Regions from separate parts of the Homo sapiens genome. Here region 1 is linked to region 2. The links are chromatin loops, found by intact Hi-C in ENCODE. Cell type or tissue: HepG2. All regions are shown on one strand. Each heading gives the region's core, and the rest is flanking DNA. Links, peaks and the distances in the headings are about the cores only.

Evidence for each region. Peaks named below come from ENCODE experiments on the same cell type or tissue, not always from the same donor. Only the 100,000 strongest peaks of a DNase experiment are listed, where the experiment ranks them.
Region 1: a loop joins it to region 2, with 7 times the contacts of the local background. A loop is called at or near these places in 2 of 110 quality-filtered maps.

The regions. Positions count from the first base shown.
Region 1 is chr4:107,573,093-107,584,589 of GRCh38, forward strand. It overlaps LOC105377358 (a long non-coding RNA gene), which reads right to left. Exons shown (of 3, transcript XR_939059.3): 2 at 5,917-5,977. Among named protein-coding and RNA genes, the nearest start is that of PAPSS1, 140 kb to the right of the region's middle. In HepG2, for the core only: a CTCF peak has its summit at 6,101 (motif pointing right); a DNase peak (open chromatin) is centred at 6,099; H3K4me3 peaks cover 528 bases.
Region 2 is chr4:107,908,688-107,920,184 of GRCh38, forward strand. SGMS2 (sphingomyelin synthase 2) reads left to right here. Exons shown (of 7, transcript NM_001375905.1): 6 at 1-44; 7 at 1,663-6,360. The coding sequence ends at 1,866. All of the region lies in intron 1 of CYP2U1-AS1 (CYP2U1 and SGMS2 antisense RNA 1), which reads right to left. It overlaps LOC107986298 (a long non-coding RNA gene), which reads right to left. Exons shown (of 2, transcript XR_001741784.2): 2 at 1-1,862. Among named protein-coding and RNA genes, the nearest start is that of CYP2U1, 17 kb to the right of the region's middle. In HepG2, for the core only: a CTCF peak has its summit at 4,795 (motif pointing left); a DNase peak (open chromatin) is centred at 4,774.

The DNA of each region.
Region 1 (11,497 bases), core at 2,412-10,411, 330 kb before region 2:
AATATAGAGACTCTTAATATAAGCCAGACACAGGAAAGGGTCCTAACACTCCAAAGCATATAAGCACCATGAACACAGGGATTTTTGTCCTTTTATTTATTGCTATATCCTCAATAACTATAATAGTGGCTAACATATTATTGGTGCATTATTTATTACATTCTCCCAGGAATAATTAAGTAACACCAACATTATTTCACTAGGAAAGGAGCAGAGTTAAAGTTATTTTAACAGAAAGAATTTCCTTTCCTCTTGTACTGTCTGAGATGAGATTAATAATGACCTTAGAGGTGTGTGTTTGGTCCTTCAGTGACTCGTGAGGAAGCAGTAACAACTCCAGCTGGTGGAGAAGCCAAACTGGAATCAGAATCTACATTCCAGGCAGAACCTCCCCTAATATTTGCAGGATCTAGAGCAAGGATATTGGCAATTCCCTTCAGCCAAAGACCACCAAGAACATCCTTGTAGCATGATTAAATTATTGATTTCTTGCAAGGAGGAAGAATGTTTATCATGAAGGACATGGATCTTCTCAATAAGAGGGCACTTGAAAGGCCTTACAGGATTTGGGCTCAGGGTAAGTAGTTCTGAAGAGAGTTTAAGGATGTGAGACTTTGCTGAGGGGTTGGGTGCTTTCAGGAAGTGAGTGGAATTTTATATTTGAGAATCTTAATGATTCTTATCTAGAAAAATTATAAGAAAGTAGAGGCGAAGTTGCACTGATAAGGAAGTAGCAGTCTCTCATAGTAACAAGGAGAGGAGGATGTTTGTTTGGTCACTTCTCATCTTGAAAAATGTTCTTGTTCTCAGAGCATGATTCCAGAGTGGTCCTGTTTTTGCCTTGCTCCCTCATGGTCCCAGGGCAGCCTTGTCTGGCATTGGTGTTCTGTGACACTGTCCACGGTCCACAGGAGAATTCCACAATCTGGCTATAAGTACTAAGCCAGCTCCTTGCCACCCGAAAGCTTAGCTGAGAGGAGGCCAGCTCTCAGGTGTGTAAGGCCATGTATCTAAGTATTTCAAGTTAAAAATCAACCTAACTGTTAAATGAAGTATGTTTTATCCTCCTACTTTTACAAATACGTTCATAACAGCAAGACTGAAGAGGCTATGTAAAGCTACGGTTTTTAAATGAATGAAAGTTGGCAAAATATTTAAAAAGACAATTTAATTACTATTCTGCAGATCTGGATATTCTGTTGATGAGTCTGTGATGTTCGTATGACTAATAAAAGAAATTGTGTATTTTTCATGAAATTTTTTTGCCTACAACTCAGAAAAATCACTAATTATGTTGTTAGAGTGAAAGCTTCTACATAATTTTGTTCTACTGACAAAAGTGATCTAATACATTTAAAATAAAATGTATGGTATTCACTATATATAAAATGCGGATATATTTTCACCAAAAATAAAAAAGAAAATTAAAATTATATATATTTCCAAAAACAATGATTTTCTTCTAATATATTCCATATTATTAAAATGAAAGGGCAAAATAAATATTACTATTAAGTATCAAAATATCAAGTAAAATTATGTAAAGAAAACTAAAATCTAATTTAATATTTTAAAAATATGTGTAAATCTATTACATATATTTATGAAAATTAAACTGATAAAGGACAGGGACAGGGAAGTGCTGGGAGGAGAAGAGTGGTGTCCCTGGCGAGGGCTCCATCCCTGGGCCTGCGCCCACAGACCTACGTGAGGACAGCCACTCCTGTTTTCGTGCCCAAGTGTTGCATTTTCCAAGACCACCCTGGCCCGCCATGCCCTCCATCCTGTGCCTATAAAAATCCCGAGACTCTACTGGGCATGCATACAAGCAGCTGGACGTTGAGAGGAACACACCAGAAGAAGGGCACACAGGTGGCTGGACGTCGTGGCTGGAGAGGAGCAGAGGAGTGGAAGAACACACCAACGGGCACCAGCGACGCCTGTCAGACACAGACGCCGTCAGGCAATTGATCAGCGGAACAACACAGACTCCGAGGGGAATTTGGCTGGAGTAGTCGGAGGAGAGTCCAGCCACTGAGCAGCCCAACTCCAGGGGAAAACCACCTTCCCACTCCACACACCTTCTGGTCCCCCATACATCTGCTGAGAGCTACTTCCACCACTCAAGAAAGCCTTGCACTCATTCTCTAAGCCCACGAATGATCCGATTTTTCCTGTACACCAAGGCAAGAACCCCAGAATATAGAAAGCCCTCTGTCTTTGCAGTAAGGACACGAGCCATCTACAGACGGCAAAACTAAAAGAGCACACTATAACATGCCCACTATGGCTTCAGGAGCTGTAAACATTCACGCCTAGATGCTGCGGCGGGGTCAGAGCTCATGCTCCCCACAACCTGCCTGTCTACCTGCTCCCACTAGGGGTTTTGAGCAGCGGGGCACTGAGGAAGCAAGCCACACCCCCAGCACATGCCCTGTGAGGGGGACAAGGGAACTTTTCCCATTTCAAAACCATTCATGATTCTGGCATTCGCTGTCCATCGAGTTGCCAATGCAAAGAATTGCTATCACCCTTCACCAGTATTACATCTAGACCTACATATCTAAAATGTAAGTGATAGGAAATGTAATATTGAAAAACGCACCTCAGCAACCATGTACAAACTGTGGAAAGTACTTTGCTTTTTTCGTAAGTATCTCTAGATCCACAAATTGAAACGTGAAGAGAACATGGACTCTCAGCACTACTGGGAAATGATATTTCATGATGCAAGAAGCCGTTGCACTTATGCTCTCTGAGAGGAAGAGTTTGATGAGTTAATTTGTCTTTTTCTCTTACTTATATACTTTTGCCATTCAAATCCTTTTTGCTTCCTGAGGTACTTTACATCTTCAATATTGGCAGCAGTACAATCAACACCACACATGACATGAAGACATACTCACCTTTCGTTCAAGGACAGTGGGAAAGCAATGTGAGAAGCATTTCTCTGGGGCCTGAAGCGTTAGTCAGGAGGGCAGTTGGTTACGGCCATAGGTCACGCTGCAATTGCATTGAGCTCCAGAAATCAATGGATGGAGGTACCCATGCACTCTTTAAAAATTTTACATTTTGTGTGTATATTTGTGATAAACAGGGTCCCCCAAAGCATAGGGCTTGATGCAGGGTCCCCTCTTGCTCACACCATTGGGATCTTCCTCTTCTCTTTCAAAACCAGCCAAGTTTGACCAAAGGAGAATATGCGTGAGTACCTGACCAAAGCCAAAGCCATTGGAGTTTGCAAACTCCTGTAACAATGGTAGAAGTTTCTCAGAGGAAAGAAAACGTATCAGGATTTGGGGACTGGACATAGAAGTCCCCAGAAAGAGGAGCAGGGATGAAAGAGAAAGAAAGCCCATTTAGGTTACTCTGCTTTCAAATGCCTAAATCAATAAGGCATTATGTAGCACAGGGGAATGCAATAAGTTATAGGCATGGTTCCCTCTTCACTGAACTGCTCTTTTTGAGGTACATCTGACCTTTTAGTAAATAACTTTTCATATCTGCCTTATAGATTGTTAGATATTTGATATGGGGAAATTAGAAAGTATTGGGGAATAGAAAAGTAATGACCCCATTCTGGGAGACTCTGATGGATATTGAGGACAATTGTTGGAGAGCTGTTCGCTGGTCATTAACCATAGCAAAGGGACCACAGACACAGATTAAATTCCCTGAGTTACACCGCCCCCACCGGCCCCCATAATCTATTAGCAGGAAACTCCATATGAGACAGTCCTAACCCAAGTTACTCTTGAAAGTTTCCTTAAAATATGTAATATCAACTTTTTTGCAATTGAGAACCCCAAGTCCACCCCATTCCTTCCAAATATGTAAAATTTTACATTCCTAGGGGCCATATTTTTGACATTTTGGACAGCCAAGCTTGGGAAGTAGCTTCATCTACTAGAGATAAGGTTCATCAAGCAACATTGGCCTCATAACCCCCACTGCCCGTAGATCTCCATAACCTTTTTTTATTCATTTTAGGAAGATTTAACACATGGATTCTATGTCAGGCATTGTGATCATCTGTTGAAGTTACCTGACATGACAGTCTTCAGCCTTAAGTAGTTTAGCAGAGTCTGTCAAAAAATGCTATTCCTTCTACATTAAAATAATCCACTGTTTCAAACCATAGAGTAACTTAGATCTCTGGCCTTACAGGAAGAATCACTGTCTATTATAAGCTTTTAAAAATTGCATTAAGTGGAAGGGAAAACTATTTTAAATCATCTTGGTGTTACTGTAATAGTTTATGAATTGGGGAAATTTATTCATGCATAATGATATTGCATCCTATCAAACTACTGGGTGGTTGTTGACATTGGTTGGAGGCTTTTTGCCATGGACATGCAGATACTAACCTCAGATAACTCCTGTGTTTGAGCCTTTAGTCTTCATGGGTCAATGTACTAGTCAGGGTTCCCCAGAAAAACAGAACCAACAGGACATGTTTGTGCTTTATTTCAATCTACCGACACTGGGAAATGTGATTTGTTGATGTTTGCTGTGCTACCATCAGTCAAATAGAGGTTTACTCCTGAAAACCTATGCAAAATGCTATACAGCAGCAGTTCCTGGTTCCATCTTTCCTCCTTAGAGTTATGTAGCTAATTCTCCCCAGATACCCAAAGATGAACAAAAGTAATAAAATCTCAAGATGCACTGGCTCCTATTTTGTAAGTAGGCTGAAGGGCTCTGGGGATTAAGGAAAATGAAAGTAGAGAAAGAACTAACTCCATTATTAAACAGCACCTGCATCTCTGCAATGTAAAATAACTGCCCCTACAAACCACCCAATGATTGTAAACATACCAATACCGGAATTTAATCAGTTAATGACTATACAATTAAAATGAGTCATCTACAATCATAGCCCTCAGAGCATCTAACTGGCTAATGTTTTATGGTGGAATGTCTTTTGATATTTAATACCCGGCTTTCATAAAATACACCTTTCAGCACAAATTATTTTGGCTGACGTTTACATGGGAAAGTTTTGTATTTATATCCCTAAATCTTATTAAAACATATTAAACAATGTAGTCAAATTCAGTGAGTCCAAATACAACTGTTAAAATGTCAGACCTTACACAGACTTTTTTAAAAGCTGAAGATTGCCAAAAGAAGGGAAGTGCAATGTATTACTGCATGCAAAGCAATTGCTTATTAACCACTACTCTTATTGTTTGGTGATCAGAAAGCCATACTGTAAGCATTTTAGAATCTATTGCTTGTGTATATAAGTAATATACATAATTACTGCTTTAGTTCCATTTAAGAAACAGGTGGAATGGGAGTGCTACAGCATACTTTTATTTTCTATTTAAAGTAATGGGGAATGAGCTACAAGTTAGCATTTGTTTCACAGAATGTGTATGATCCAGAAACAAAATACCGATGAGCAATTTGCCAGCTATGTGCAACAAAAATGAATCTTACAAACGTAAAATCAAACATGAGAACTCAGACAAACACAGATGGTATGACTGCATTTATATAAAGTTTTAAAAGCAGACAAAACCAAACTCTAGTATTTAGGGATATATGCTTCAATGGTAAAACTATAAATAAAAGCAAGGAAGCAAATTCCAAAAAACAAGATTGTGGTTTCCTTTGCAAGGAAAGAATGAAATAGTGATTGGGAGGGTGCATTAAGAGCATGTCTGGAGCAATGGTAATGTATGTAAACTGGTATTTGCTTTGTAATAAATAAATGAGAAATGAACTATGCTTATGTGTATACAGTTTTCTGTTTATGTTCTTTATTGCATAATGTAAATGTTGGGAAAAATAACTTGTGGATATAGTTAGATGTCAAGAGTCTGTTTTAAGAAGGCTAATACTCTGATGCACTAATTCCACCTTTACAAATCTACCTTATAGACATAATCTCTTTTTAAAAAGTCTTACCACTCGAGGCGGGGCGGGGGCAAGATGGCTGCCTAGAAACACCTGCAGTTGGAGGCTCCCACTGAGAAGAAAGAAAACGGCAAGTTAATCCTAAACCGGCAACTGAGGTTCTCTCGTTGGGACTGACTAGACAGCGCAACATATGGACAGCGGAGAAAAAGCAGAGCGAGTTATGGCCCACCAGGGAGCAGCATGGGGCAAGGGGAGCTCCCATCCCCAGTCAAGGTAGGCAGTGAGTGTGTTACTCCACCCGGGAAACTATGCTTTTTCCACGGATCTGTGCAACCTGTGGATCAGATCCCCTCGTGAGCCCATGCTACCCGGGCCTTGGGTCCCAAGCCCAGAGCTGTGTAGATTCTTGGCCGCCACTTTGCTGGAAACTGCCTAAGACTACCGAGCCCCCGGGTGGAGGGGCGGCCATCATCAGTGTGGCTGCCAGCTGCCTAAGATGACTGAGCTCCTGGGGGAGGTGCAGCAGCCATCACTGCAGCTCCAGTCTGTCGTTTTCCCTGCCGGTGCCAGGGAGATTGGGTGGTTTGGACCCAGGAGGAATTCTCCACAGCCCAACAGCTGTGGTAGATCATGGCCAGACTGTCTTTTTAGGCCAGACCCTGGCCCATCCCTCCTCACTGGGTGGGGCCTCCCTGTGGGAACTTCAGCAACTCCAGCCAGGGGTTTATAGACAGAACTCTGATCTCCCTGGGATGAAGCCCCTGTGGAGAGGGGCAGCCACCGTCTCCATTAATCAGTAGACTTAAATCTTTCTCTCTGTTGGCTCTGAGGGGTCCGGGCTGTCCCCGACTAATGAGATTCCCCCCAGTGCAGCACACCCCCTCTACCAAGGGGCAGCCAGAGTGCTTCATTAAGTGAGTCCCTGATCCCATGCCTCTTGACTGGGTGAGACACCACCAACAGAAGTCACCAGACACCTTATGCAGGGGCATTCCTGCTAGCATCAGTTTGGTGCCCCTCTGGGACAGAGCTCCCAGAGGAAGGAGCAGGCAGTCATCTTTGCTGTTCTGTAGCTTCCGGGAGTGACACCTCCAGGTGCAGGATGGACCCCCAGCAAACTGCAGCAACCCTACAGAAGAGGGGCCTCTTAAAAGAAAAACAAACAAACAAAAGAAAGCAACAACAACAGCACCAACAAAAAAGTCTCCACAAAAACCCCATCCAAAGGTCAGCAGCCTCAAAGATCGAAGCTAGATAAACTCATGAAGATGAGAAAGAATCAATGAAAAAATGCTGAAAACTCAAAAAGCCAGAGTGCCTCTTCTCCTCCAAATAATTGCAACACCTCTCCAGCAAGGGCACAGAACTGGGCTGAGGCTGAGATGGATGAACTGACAGAAGTAGGCTTCAGAAGGTAGGTAATAATGAAATTCAATGAGCTGAAAGAGCATGTTCTAACCCAAAGCAGAGAAGCTAAGAACATGATAAAACATTGTAGGAGCCATTAACCAGAATAACAAGTTTAGAGAGGAACATACATGACCTAATGGAGCCAAAAAACACAACACAAGAACTTCACAATGCAACCACAAGTATCAATAGCTGAATAGAGCAAGCAGAGGAAAGAATTTCAGAGCTTGAAGACTACCTTGCTGAAATAAGACAGAAAGACAAGATTGGAGGAAAAAGAATGAACAAAACTTCTGAGAACTATGGAATTAGGTAAAAAGACTGAACCTACGACTGATTGGGGTGCCTGAAAGAAACAGGGAGAAGAGAACCAAGTTGGGAAACATACTTTAGAATATCATCCAGGAGAACTTCCTTAACCTAGCAAGACAGGCCAACATGCAAATTCAGAAAATCCAGAGAGCTCCAGTAAGATACTCCATGAAAAGGTCAACCCCAAGACACATAATCTTCAGATTTCCCAAGGTTGAAATGCAGGAAAAAATGTTAAGGGTAGCCAGAGAGAAAGGTTAGGTCACATACAAAGGGAAGCCCATCAGACTAACAGTGGACCTCCCAGCAGAAACTCTATAAGCCAAAAGAGATTTGGGGCCAATATTCAATATTCAACAGTCCTAAAGAAAAGAATTTCCAACCCAGAATTTCATATCCAGCCAAACTAAGCTTCATAAGCAAAGGAGAAATATAATTCTTTTCAGTCAAGCAAATGCTGAGGGAATTTGTCACCACCAGCCCTGCCTTGCAAGAGCTCTTGAAGGAAGCACTAAATATGGAAAGGAAAAATCATTACTAGCTGCTACAAAAACTCACTGAAGTACAAACACCAATGACACTATGAAACAACTACACCAACAAGTCTGCAAAATAACCAGCTAGCATCATGATGACAGGATCAAATTCACAAAAGACAATAACAACTTAAATGGAAATGGTCTAAATGCCCCAATTAAAAGACACAGAATGGCAAGCTTGATAAAGAGTCAACACCCATCAGTGTACTGTATGCAAGAGACCCATCTCATATGCAAAGACACACATAGACTCAAAATACAGGGATGAAAAAAAAATTACCTAGCAAATGGAAAGCATAAAAAAAGCAGAGTTTGCAATCCTAGTTTCTGAAAAAACAGCCTTTAAACCAACAAAGATAAAAAAAAAAAAGACAAAGAAAGGCATTACATAATGGTAAAGGGATCAATTCAACAAGAAGAGGCTAACTATCCTAAATATATATGCACCCGATACCAGAGCACATAGATTCATAAAACAAGTTGTTAGAGACCTACCAAGAGACTTAGACTCCCACATATTACTAGTGGGAGACTTTAACACCTCATTGTCAATATTAGATCATCAAGACAGAAAATTAAGAAAGATATTCAGGAATTGAACTCAGCTCTGGATCGAGTGAACCTGATAGATAGCTACAGAACTCTCCACACAAAAACAACAGAATATACATTCTCAGCACCACATGGCACTTACTCTAAAATCTATCACGTAATTGGAAGTAAAACACTCCTCAGCAAATGCAAAAGAACTGAAATAATGGCAAACAGTCTCTCAGACCACAGCACAGTCAAATTAGAACTCAAAATTAAGAAACCCACTCTAAACCACACAACTACATGAAATTGAACAACCTGCTCCTGAATGACTCTTGGGAAAATAATGAAATTAAGGCAGAAATCAAGAAGTTATTTGAAACCTATGAGAAAAAAGAGACAACATACCATAATCTCTGGGATGCAGGTAAACCAGTGTTAAAAGGGAAATTTATAGCACTAAATGCCCACATCAAAAAGCTAGAAAGATCTCAAATTGACACCCTAACATCACAATTAAAAGAACTAGAGAACCAAGAGCAAACAAACCCCAAAGTTAGCAGAAGACAAAAAATAACCAATATCAGAGCAGAACTGAAAGAGATAGATACACAAAAACCCTTCAAAAAAATCAGTGAATCCAGCAGCTGGTTTTTTGAAAATATTAATAAAATAGATTGCTAGCTAGACTAATAAAGAAGAAAAGAAAGAAGAATCAAATTGACACAATAAAAAATGATAGAAGGGATATCACCACTGACCCCATAGGAATACAAACAAACATCAGAGAATACTATAAATATCTCTATGCAAATAGACCAGAAAATCTAGAAGAAATGGATATTCCTGCACATGTACACCCTCTCAAGACTGAACCAGGAAGAAGTTGAATCCCTGAATAGAACAAAAACAGGTTCTGAAATTTAAGCAGTAATAAATAGCCTACCAACCAAAAAAAGCCCAGGACTAGGCAGATTTACAGGTGAATTACATCAGAGGCACAAAGAGGAGCTGGTACCATTTCTTCTGAAACTATTCCAAACAATTGAAAAGGAGGGACTCCTCCCTGACTCACTTTATGAGGCCAACATTATCCTAATACCAAAACCTGGCAGAGATACAACAAAAAAAGAAAACTTCAGGCCAATATCTTTGATGAACATTGATGCAAGAATTCTCAATAAAATACAGGCAAACCAAATCCAGAGAGTAAGTCAAAAAGCTTATCTACCACAATCAAGTCAGCTTCATCCCTGGGATGCAAGGCTGGTTCTACATACACAAATCAATAAACGTAATCCATCACATAAACAGAACTAAAGACAAAAACCACATGATTATCTCAATAAATGCAGAAAAGGCCTTTGCTAAAATTCAACATCCCTTCATGTTAAAAACTCTCAATAAATTAGGTATTGATGGAACAAGCCTCAAAATAATAAGAGCAATTTATGACAAGTCCACAGCCAATATTATACTGAATGGGCAAAAGCTGGAAGCTTTCCCTTTGAAAACCAGCACAAGACAAGGATACCCTCTCTCAACACTTCTATTCAACATAATAATGGGAAGTTCTGGCCAGTACAGTCAGGCAAGAGAAAGAAATAAATGGTATTCAAATAGGAAGAGAGGAAGTCAAATTGTCTCTGTTTGCAGATGACATGATCATATATTTAGAAAACCCCATCATCTTAGCCCAAATCATTCTTAAGCTGATGAGATATTTCAGCAAAGTCTCAGGATACAAAGTCATCGTGCAAAAATCACAAGCATTCCTATGCACCAACAATAGACAAGGAGAGAGCCAAATCGTGAATGAACTCCCATTCACAATTGCTACAAAGACAACTAAGTACCTAGGAATACAGCTAAGAAGGGAAGTGAAGGACCTTTTCAAAGAGAACTACAAACCACTGCTCAAAGAAATCAGAGAGGTCACAAACAAATGGAAAAACATTACATGCTCATGGATAGGAAGAATCAATATCATGAAAATGGCCATACTGCCCAAAGTATTTTATAGATTTGATGCTATTCTTATTAAATAATTATTGACATTCTTCAGAGATTTAGAAAAAACTATAAAATTCATATGGAATGAAGAAAGAGCCTGTGCAACCAAGACAATTCAATTCTTAGCAAAAAGAACAAATCTGGAAGCATCATGCTACCTGACTTCAAACTACACTGCAAGGCTGCAGTAACCAAAACAGCAGGGTACTCATACAAAAACAGACACATAGACCAGTGGAACAGAAAAAAGAACCCAGAAATAAAACCGCACATCTACAACCATCTGATCTTTGACAAACCTGAAAAAAACAAGCAATGGGAAATGATCCCCTTTTTAATAAATGGTGCTGGGAGAACTGGCTAGTCATATGCAGAAAATTGAAACTGGATTCCTTCCTTACACTATATGCAAAAATTAACTCAAGATGGATTAAAGACTTAACTGTAAAACCCAAAACTATAAAAACCCTAGAAGAAAATCTGGGCAATATTGTTCAGGACATAGGCATGGGCAAAGATTTCATGACAAAAACTTCAAAAGCAATTGCAACAAAAGCAAAAATTGACAAATGCAATCTGATTAAACTAAAGAGCTTCTGCGCAGAAAAAACAAACTATCATCAGAGCAGAGAGACAACCTACAGAATGAGAGAAAAATTTTGCAATCCATCCATCTGACAAATGTCTAATATCCAGAATCTACAAAGAACTTAAACAAATTTACAAGAAAAAAATAACCTCATTAAAAATTGGGCAAAGCACATGAACAGACACTTCTCAAAAGAAGACATATATACAGCCAATAAACATATGAAAAAAAG
Region 2 (11,497 bases), core at 1,055-9,054:
CAACACGACTGTTTTGGTGGTACCATTCAATGGCCAATGAAAAGGTGAGAGCAGTGAAGATGCTTGGATAATTTCTTTTCTTTGAATGCAGTGGACCCTTTTCATGTCGTGGGGTTTTAGATAGCCTAATGGGGATAACCGATGTTGCCACATTCACTTAAACATATATCCATTACTGCTTTTTAAAATAAAGCAAAGAACTTCACAAATATAAATGCCATTTATGGATAAAAATGCCATAAAGTTATGGAGCACAGTGCATTGCTAATTCAGGTAACTTAAACTAGAATGAAAAAATATATGTACTAAATTAAAATTTAGGAACCTTCTCTGTAAAAGCATTGTAGTGCAGCTGGGTAAGACATAATCCTGCCTTCAACTTAAATTAATTTTAAGGAGAAGGTAACAGCTATTTTTTTTAATTTTTTTTTTTTTTGAGACAGAGTCTTGTTCTATTGCCCAAGCTGGAGTACAGTGGTGCAATCTTGGCTTACTGCAACCTCCACCTTCCAAGTTCAAGCGATTCTTGTGCCTCAGCCTCCCAAATAGCTGGGATTACAGGTGCACGACACCACGCCTGGCTAATTTTTATTTTGTATTTTTAGTAGAGACAGGGTTTCACCATGTTGGCCAGGCTGGCCTTGAACTCCTGACCTCAGGTGATCCTCCCACCTCGGCCTCCCAAAGTGCCAGGATTATAGGCGTGAACCACCGTGCCCAGCCGATAGCAGCTATTGTTTAAAATCACACAAAATAAATAGCTTATGAATGACTGGATTTGGTATATCCTCTGGTGATAATGGTGCTCTCTGGCTTCCCTTCTGATTCTTCCTCATTTGCTACTGCTGCTTCCTTGTTTCCAGATGCCTTTTCTTTCTTCTCCCATTGAAACTTAAAGAGCTAGCTCAAATGCCACCTCTTCCAGGAAGCTGTCTCTAACTCTTGCTCTCTTCCTCTGGTCCGAAGGCAGAATTATTCCTCCCAGTCTCTCTTTTCTCCTAGTCTTGGTATGTGTCCTTGGTGTAATAGAGTTGGTCTGTGTACCATGACTTACTTATCTTTGAATAGACTTGCCATATTGTCAATTTGGAGAATTTGTGAGCAATTGAAATATTACATTTCCAAAGGATCTACGTCCAACTCTTGGTGTCCACTAATAAATGCTCTTTCTTTGGATTACTTTATTTCTCTTTGTAGCTCTGTTTCCTATTTTGTAGTCTCCCATTTCCATCTTCCTTCTTACACTTCCATCTAGTTGACTACTGACACCACTGAACCAAAATTTTCATCTTTCCTCTTAAATGTGTTCAACTTCTGAGCTCTTCTTTCACTCTTTGACTTGCTTGGCCCCTAGATTTGATCACTCACACATCCTGAAAATTATTCCTCCTGAATAATTCTGAAATCCATTCCCAGAGTCTCCATTCTTACTGGAATTGCAGGCAGAAGAAATTGCATGAGCCACAAAGGAAAGAAAGACACCTAGGTGTGTTAGGGGAGCGGAGTCATGGTAGAGTTAGGGAAAGGACATGAAAATCATTACTGCCATGTGATTCTGAATTCTGTTTTCCCTAGGTTACAGTGAATGACAATTTAAGAAAATAATTGGGATGCAAATTGAGAAAGATATGTCTCATTTAAATTTTTTTCTACCATTTACAGAACTTGAAGGTCTCTTCACAGACTAATTTCTTATCTCGAGCATGGTGGTTCCCCATCTTTTATTTTTTTGAGAAAAATGTACAAGGCTCAATTCCTTGCTGCTTCTCCTGGCCGCTGTCTTGGCCTCCTGGCTGCTTCAAATCATCATGCAAAAAGTATTCACGGGTTCAGAAGATTGGTGAAGACAATGAGAAATCGACCTGAGGAGCAAAACAAAGGCATCAGCTCTTACACCAAAAGAGTTAACGCTGTAACCAAAGGTATAGTTTTGTTTTTTATTTTAGGAGAACTGACTGGTAAATGAAGAAATGGACCAAATTTTGTGTAAACGATTAGAAAGATGAACAAAGTATTGCCCTTTGACTGGTTTTCTTCTTCATCCTGAGAAAGATACATTCTCTTGCAGCTCTTCATTCATTGGTGACAAGCCCCCACCCCGGGACTTTACTAATGAGCTTGTTAAAGAGGTGCCAAAGAACATATTCCTCCTTTCTTTATTCTTTCTCCACCAAAACCCTCTACTTCAGAATTTTTTCAGGATATTTTTCAGCCCAAGGTCAGAAGAATGTGTTAATATTTTAAATAAAATATCTGGACATCTACAGCCACTGTGTAAATAGAACTGCCTAATGTTGAGAGTGGTTTTTAGCATTAGGTTTAGCAAGGGGGAGATCCGTGGGTTGTGCGTCAGCTTTGGGTGAATTTTGTTTCTACCCTGTCACGGGGAAAGTTCGGGTTGAGTCCAGGAGTGCACACTGCTGCTGCCACCCAATGCGCTACATATCACTTTTTTTTGTTTTGTTTTGTTTTGTTTTTAAAAGATCATTTTATCTTAAAAAGGAAAGCTGATCCAAGTAAACACGAAAGTATTTGACACACCCCACAGATTTTACATGTGTGTAAATGTTTCACTTTAAAATCTCTATGACAGATACACAGGAAACATGAGATGGTTTCTGCTAATGAGTGGCCCTTGAGTACACACTTAGATGCTGTCTGCCCTGTAAATTTGGATCTGGTGCCCCAGGGCAGTCAACTCTTCTAGCACAGGCTGAAAACACGTGTGTGTCAACTGAGGTTCACACCACTTGGGGAATGAGCCTGTTTTCTTTCCAGGTCAGGCCCTGGTGTGAGATCAATTTTAGGGCTCCTAATTGGAGCACAGAAATGTATTTGGTCAAATTTCATTGAAGGTGATTTCTTCCTTTTTCTGTTGTACTTTATGGAAAAACCAAGATGGAACCTGAAAGTTAATGTATCCTTGCTTTTAGCAAGAGACTCAGTTTCTTATAACTAGTCCTAAGGACATATGCCGCAATTGAGTAATTTTACTTTTACCCTATGAAAATAACATGGTGCTGCACTATAATATACTCTCGGAATCAGTGTGTTAGTTACAGCTATACAGTGAAGGGGGATAACTGTTTCTAAATTTCTTTAAGGTGATGCCAAAAAATGGATTAAAAAATCTGATCAGATTTAATGTTACCAGATTTAGTGCATTATTTAATGCTATTGGATCTTTTGGATAATTCTTGGCTTAATTTCTTAGCTACTTGAAGGTTAATTTGCAAGACTTTTAAAACCTTAGAAAAGTTTTAAGGTTGCAAAGTTATCAACACTGGGGCAGAGGGTGGAGAGGCCAATGCGGGTAGAAGGAGGCAGTTATGTTTATATTGAAGGTGAAATTTTTCTTTCATTTAGAATGGAAAACATCCCCAAATGTATCATTATAAACTAGTCAGCCTTGACTACACAAAATTGACCTTTAAGTTGCTTGAGAAAAACACAATGCAAATCGTTCAGAAGGGTCAACATCCTTTGGTGCTAAAATCTTGTGTATGTTTTCAGAATGGCTTTTTCTGTATGTTATAGAATAATCACTAAAGGAAAGGTAGTTGAATTTAAAGTCATGAAGCAAGACTCTTTAATTCAGTTATTTTAAACAAGAATTAAAACCCCAAACATCCTTGGCAGGCTTTGAAGCACACAGAATTTTCTAGTATTTCTTATTAAATACACCAATAATAAACATATACTTAGTTTACCTGATGAGTTTAGACATAATTCTATATAATGTTCGCTTATATTCATTTATTAACTAGCAACACTTGTGCAAGAACAAGGTATTCTGCTTGAAAACACTGATTTTTAAGTTCCTGTTGCCCGATTGTAAAGAAAATCATCTGACACAGAAGCCTGGATTTTGCTCTCCTAACACTGGTGTTTTCCTTGAGCCTCTAATTCAAATAAAACAAACTGATACACCTTACAGCCTTATTCATCTGTGTCTGGATAACTCACTTTTCATCTATTGAATAAGAAAAAGTGTTTAAACTTAATAAAATAAAAAATTGTGCACCAATTACTACAGATCCTTGAAACAGTAAGCCTTGGATTTTAGTCAAGTAATCCAGTTTTTTTTTAATTTAAAAAAAACCATCACCTTTTAAAGAACTTTAAAAACACCTGTGATGCCAATGTGGACATTGCCGCTGCCATGTCTTTACACGCATGTGTCGTATAGCTCTGTCATCGAGTTGAGGAAGTCCATGGTTTGCAAATAAGGGTGGGGGAATCAAAATTTCAAGATGGAAAAATAAAACAAATAGTAAAACCCATTTACATGTAGGAAAGAAAAGTTGAGCTTCAACCCAATGTGCCACTTTGATATAAAACAAGTATGATATATATATAAACTGAAGATATAAAACAAGTATGATCTTGCCTTTGAAATCATAAATGTTTGGGGTACCTGTTCTTTGCCAGTTAAGATACATATCTTATTATCTTTGTTTTTTTCAAGTCTATGCTCCTGTTTGAAGCTTTTCCTGTAATTTAGGTTGTCTGTGAAATACCTATAACATATAATTCCTATAGAGTATGCCACATTTTTTTTCTAACTCATTTCAAATGAAATTCTCTCAGATTCTAGTTTTTGAGCTTGTCCACTAGATCTGAAAATAAAGCATCCTTTCCTGAGTCCACTTGAACTAATTGTGAATTTGTTACTTAATTTACTGGCATCTTGGGAAACAAGTTTTGCTGTGGCAGGAAGGCTGTTTTGAGAGTGAGCGTTGAGTCTACTCTGGTTTGTGGATGACATTGCATTAGGGTTATTTCCTGTATTACCAGTGCCCCCTTGTGGCAATATACTTTATGACTTGGAATGCAAACACCACTTTTAAAAGCCTGTTTTCAAGTTTTTGAAAGGCATTTGTTTTCTGTTGTTTGCCAATAATCTGAAAGTATCATGTGAAAGGAATTATTTTAAAAGCATTTTAAACCTTTCCCAAAGGTAAAATGTGCTCAGATTATAGGCACTTGTAATTCTAACCTTGTATCCATTTGATCAAAGAAAATTTGTAGAACATTTTTACCTCTCATGATCACAATCATTAGTGTCTCCCTTTATAACGACCTATGTTTTGTTTACTTTGAAACACCAAATTTGTTGTCTTGGTTTTTTTTACATGACAGAACTCATGCAGTTTCTTTTTTAGTTGAAAGTTCACATCTTGCCCCTTGAATAGTTTGAACATTTCTTTCTTAATTCTTTTTTGTTTTTGTTTTGCACTGTAAAACTGATGAAAACTTTAAGCCAATCTTAATGCACTAGCCTCTGTAGTGTAAGGAAGTGTGAGAAGGAGTTTCTTAATGAGTTTACACGTTTAAATCAAGCATATTATAAGTTATATGCCATGTGTTGAAGGCTTTTCTATTTATATATATAAAGATTTTTAGTATTTGTTTTTAGTGTCCTTGTGTTGCAATAATTTAACTCCTTTGACTCAGTTGCTGAAAATATTTCTTCTATTAAGAAGTGCTCTTGACTTCAACACCCAAACACTGAAAATCATGTCAATGTTACCCAAAGATAAGTTTTTATACAGATACACACCTTATAAGTTCTGATTTATTTTCTTACTCATTATGCTGTGTTCTAAATAAATCATGAATGAGAAGAGTGCTTTATTGTGAAATTATTTAAAACTGTCCTTTAAAAGAAAAAGAGGAAACGATGAACAAAAACTAATCTAATTGCCAAGTTAGAATTCATTATTTAATTTACCTCCTATGCAATGATTAATGCTGCAAAATGTATGGTTATGTTACCGTATATTCACAAAAGAAATATTATTACAAGGTTTCAGAGGTAGCCAATTGCATTCTTTTGGAAATTTACTGTACTGTTTCAATGTGTTAAGTGCCTTGTTGTAAAGTAAAATTTTAAGTCTAGATTCATTATTTTCCTGACATATATTTTTCATTATGATATCTACTGTATGCTATTGTGATAGTTTTATGAAATGCTTACATTTTAATCAAATATGTAAATTTCAGAAGCTCTTTTTTCCTACCCACCAGTACCTTAATCATTGGTTTATCACATTGGATTCAAATTCAGGTTCCTTTTTTGATAAAGAGGAAATTTGTTTTCCATGCTTGTGATTTTGTGTTTGTAAACATTTCAGGAGGAATTTAGGAGTGTAACTATAGTTTATACTTCTATAATGTTGTCTTACATTTACATTTTTAAGTGCCTAATTGTTAAAACTGATTTATGTTTCTCTTCTAAAGAGGATATGTGTACTTGGTTTCTAATCTCTTTGGTTTTGCTTTTTAAAAAATGCAAGAGCCTATACTTTGTATTTACCTAATAAACCACAGTGACATCAACAGTCTTTTCAAAATTAATATTACTGTTTCTTTCCATTTACAAAATGTGTCATTTTTAAAAGAGTTCTAGTTTTAGAGTACTTGTTAAAACCGCAAGAGGGATATTTTCTTCAAGCACTATTTTTAAAATAAAGTAATAACTTTCAATTAGTGGATTTAAGGTGAAAAATAATTCAGAACAATACAAGGTCATTCATGGAGAAGAAAATAATCACACATTCCATGATTCTGATTTTCATTGTTCACAAGAGGACAAAGTCACTCATGAAAAGCAGACCCCTTTCTGTCACTAGGTCTCCTTATGCCTTCACAAGACAGAAGCCTAAGGTAATATCCTCAACTGGAGTTTGCTAGACATTGCAACAGCAAGGTGCGGTAAGTAGGTTTTGAATCTGCTGATGACAAATGCCCCTCCTCCAAGATAAATTTTGTAAAAGCAATTCATTGGGGTGAAGTGAATAGGATAAGATAATAAGGTTCAAAGAGTAAGTTACAGGAGATAGTCCAGGCTTTATCCTTAGATTATCTAGAAATGATGGAGCATAGATCAGAATAGTTTTTCTGCCACCTCCACCCAGACCTTGGATGAAAAGCTCATCACAGTGACGTTCCCATCATCCTGTGGAAACACTGGCATGCTGATTTTGCTGGCCATATAGCTTCAAAGTCTGCCCTTATCTAGAATGCATCGTGCAAGAAACTAACGTGAACTCTTGTTCATCGTGCAAGGGACTAACAGGAACTTTTACTAAGGGGCTAATTCATTCTGGGTTCCATTTGTTTTCTTCATACAAAAGCTCTTGAGTGTGCCTCCTACGAGAGGATAAAACTCTCTGGGCATTTTTGAAAGTACTGAGGATAGTGAAGTTTTTTAAAGTAGTACTCTGTCTCTTACTCCAATAAGGAATCAATAGGCACTTTACAACTGCAGTTAAAGTGGCATTTTCAATCACACTAATCATGGGCAAGTTTCCTAAGTAATTAAAACCACTTTAAAACAAAAAAGAATGGTGATCATTCATGCTTGGTTTGAGATCTCTACCTCACAGCTGTTGATTTTAGAATTAGAATGTAGTGGTGTGTCCAAACAAGTTTTGCCACCAGGATTAGATGCTAGTCTCACTAGAAAGTGAATTTAAATTCGCTTACTTCAACCCCCATCTCATCCCCACCACATTTAAAGATAGAAAAGTATCTATATGATCTATATGTCTACTTAACGACAGACTCAGCTTCAAGTCTGTAAGGTTTTTTGATTGCAGGTCATTACAGTCTTGACCCTGCGTAATGCCTTCAGTCTCTCCAGATGATCATGCTATTAAGAGGTCGCCACAACTTTTGATAATATTCATCTTCCCTGATATTTTGAATCTCCTGCTGAGACACAGGAAGACAGGAAACTAGACTATGTTCACCAACCATTTGAGTGATTCTGTGTGCCATACACTAGAGCTGCTGATACATAAAATTCCTGACATTTAAGTGGAAATGTCTGCACTATAAGACTCGCCCATAACTCCTAAGTCACATCATAAGAATTTCAATTGCATAAAATATATGCAAGTCTTAGGAAATGTTTGTAAGTTTTAGGAAATGTTGGTCAGGGCCTTCATAGCCAGCTAGATGTTTCAGAAGTGGAAGTGAATTGCTTTTCTGGATGCATTGTCACTGAATTTTACCATTCTTTTCTATTTAATATTTTAGCAAAATTGCACAATAGACATCAAATTTTATCTCATCCAAAGGTTGGGAGAGGTCATATTTTATCTCATCCAAAGGTTGGGAGAGGTCATGTTTTATCTCATCCAAAGGTTGGGAGAGGTAATGTGCCATGGGCTCTGAGCATCCATCCAGCACATTTTTTGCTGGGCATGCTGAGTGCAAGGCCCTAACTCCTGTTACCCAGGCCATTTCTCAGGATTGTATTTGCAGTAAGCAATGTTAAGTAATGAGGTAGCATATCACCCTAAATAAAGAGAAGTCTTTTTTTCTGTTTACTGTAAAGCAGTAAAAATGCGAAGCTCAGTGGTCCTCAGTTGAGGTGAAAACCCACTGCATATGTAACATCTGTCTTCACCTCTCCAAGTCATCCCCATGGGATTTGAGAGACAAGGGAGCCAAAGGGACCATGCTGACACTTTGGATACTGCTATGCTATGTGTAGTGAAGTCCTTTGTCTCTGACTCAGGAGTCTTGTGTCTTCTAGCATCCAATGAAACAGGAACAGGCTAACTTGTGGGCTTGTAAGTAAAGTCATAGATGCTTCACGAATTGACATGTAAATTTTATTTTCTTCTAATAAATAAGAATATCAGAAGCATAATACTGTATTAAGTTAGGATAGTAATGGATTATGTATTACTGTGTGTGTATATAGATATATGTATATAATGCACATTTAATCCATATGTGGCACCCGTAATCAAACATAGCATTTTACAGTTAACGCTTGGCATACATTTTTTAATCTAAGTTAGGATAGTAATGGATTATGTATTACTATGTGTATGTATATAGATATATATATATATAAAATGCACATTTAATCCATATGTGGCACCTGTAATCAAACATAGCATTTTACAGTTAACGCTTGGCATACATTCTTTAATCTTCACAAAACCCTGTGAAGTAAGCAAGGCAAGAGAAGGTGACCCCATTTTATGACATGAAAGGGTTCATAAATGTTAGAGCTAGAACTTGAGTTTTGTTTTTGTGGGCTGTAGCTTGCTGCCTCCCTGTCGTAATTACTATGGTCACCATCACAGTTAGGGTTTTGTTAGGAAATTAGTTTCAGAAGCAAACTGTCCTTGGGACAGGTTCTTTGTCACATGCTACAGATTTTTCTTAAAATTACAATTTACTAATTTCAAAGGGGAGAAAAGTTGGCTCCTAGTGCAAAATGGCCTTGAAGGCAAAAGAACTCCTCAAGAATCCTCGAGTGTCTGAACCCACAAGTTTGTTAGAATAAAGCAAACTCACTGTCAATGAGTTTTAATGTCATATGTCTCAGATTATGTTTCCAAAGCCCCCACTCTGCCTGCCTTTCCCACATTGTGCACACTAATCAGATACATGAATTGTTTAGCCGTAATCTCTCCAGAAACTTCCAGAAAAGTGAATGATGAATTGCTAGTGTGGAAATGTCTTTTTTCTAATAAAAAGAGAAGATTTCATTCACTAATCTATGGCACCCTTGACCATGGGATTAAGAGTGATCCTGTTATCCCAGTCCCAAGTATTAAGTTGGTGCAAAAGTAATTGCGGTTTTTGCCATTGCTTTTAATTTCAAAAAACACGATTACTTTTGCACCAATCTAATAACTCCAGCTGATCCAGCACAGTGACACAATATGTTTAGTACCATCCTGTACCACCAACAAAATTACTGTATTTCACCAGTAACTAGTGAGTTGATTTTTTAATAACCTGCCTATATATTGGAGAGAATATCAGAGTTTGGGCAGTTCTCAGAGGATTTTGAGATTAAATTATATCAGAATTCAGTTCAAAAACAAATAATTGTTCAATATTGTTTTGTATAGCAGCCTTTACAAAAGAAGTGGTGACAAGTCTTCTCCTGGAGCTATATAAAATGAAATTGCCCAAACTGAAAAAAATTGCAAATATGTGGGAATTAACCAACACACTTAACTGGTGGAGCAAAGAAGAAATTGCAAGGGAAATTTGATAATACCTTGAGACAAATAACAAAAATGCAGCATACCAAAACTATGGGATGCAGCAAAACCAGCACTGAATGAAATGTATACCTACAAATGCATATGTTTTAGAAAAGAATAATGTAACTTTAGATCTTAAGGTACTTGAAAAAGAAGACGAAATAAAATTCAAAGTTAGCAGGAGGAAGGAAATAATAAAGACTAAAACAGAGATAAATAGAGAATAGAAAAATAATAGAAAAATCAATGAAATGAAAAGTTGGTTCTTTGAAAAGAGCAGCAGACTTGACAAACCTTTAGCTAGATTGCCTAAGAAAAGAAGGCTCAAATTACTAAAATCAGAAATGAAAGTGGAGATATTACCACTGATTATACAGAAATAGGATTATAAGAGTACAATGAACAAATGTACAAAAAACCTACCAGTACCGAATCATGAAGCAATAGAAAATCTAAACAGACCTCTAATTAGCAGGGAGGTAGAATGAGTAATCAGAAACTTTTCAACAAAGAAAACCCTGAACTGTGGCTTTGTTGGTGAATTCTACTATGCATTTAAGGAAAAAAGTAGCCAGACGTGGTGGCTCACGCCTTTAATCCCAGCTCTTTGGGAGGTTAAGGTGGATGGATCACTTGAGCCCAGGAGTTTGAAACTAGCCTGGGCAACATTAACAAAACCCCATCTTTATCAAACAAACAAACAAAATAGCTGGGCATGGTGACACATGCCTGTGGTCCCAGATACTTGGGCACAAAATAGGAGGACTGCTTGAGCCTGGAAGGTTAAGGCTGCAATGAGCTGTGATCACACCAATGCACTCCAGCCTGGGCAAAAGAGCGAGATCCTTTCTCAAAAAAGAAATAAAGAATTAACATCAATACTTCTTAGACTTTTCCAGAAAGAAGAAAGAACACTTCCTAATTCAGCCTGTGAAGCCAGTTATCACCAATACCAAAGCCAGACAAAAACACTACAAAAAAAAACAAAACTTAAGACTAATATACCTTATAAACATTGGCACAAAAATCTTCAACAAACTACTAGCCAACTGAATTCAGCAGCATATTAAAAGGGATATATAACAAGACCAAAAGAGATTTATTCCTGAAATGCAAGGATGGTTTAACATGAAAATCAATCAACATAATACATTAACAGAATGAAGAGTGAAAAGTACATGATCATTTCAATTGATGCAGAAAAAGCATTTTACAAAATTCAACATTCTTGCATGATAAAACTAAACATACTAGGAATAAAAAGAAGTTGCTTCAACATAAGGAAGTTATCATGAAAAAGCCAGCTAACCTTATGTTCAGTGGTGACTGAAAGCTTTTCCTCTAAAAGGGAAATGTCAAGAATGATCAGGAACAAGTGAAGAATGCCCAGTTCTCCACCTCCATTCAACATAGTATTGGAAGTTCTTGCCAGAGCAATTAAGCAAGAAAAAGAAATAAGAGGAATTGAAATT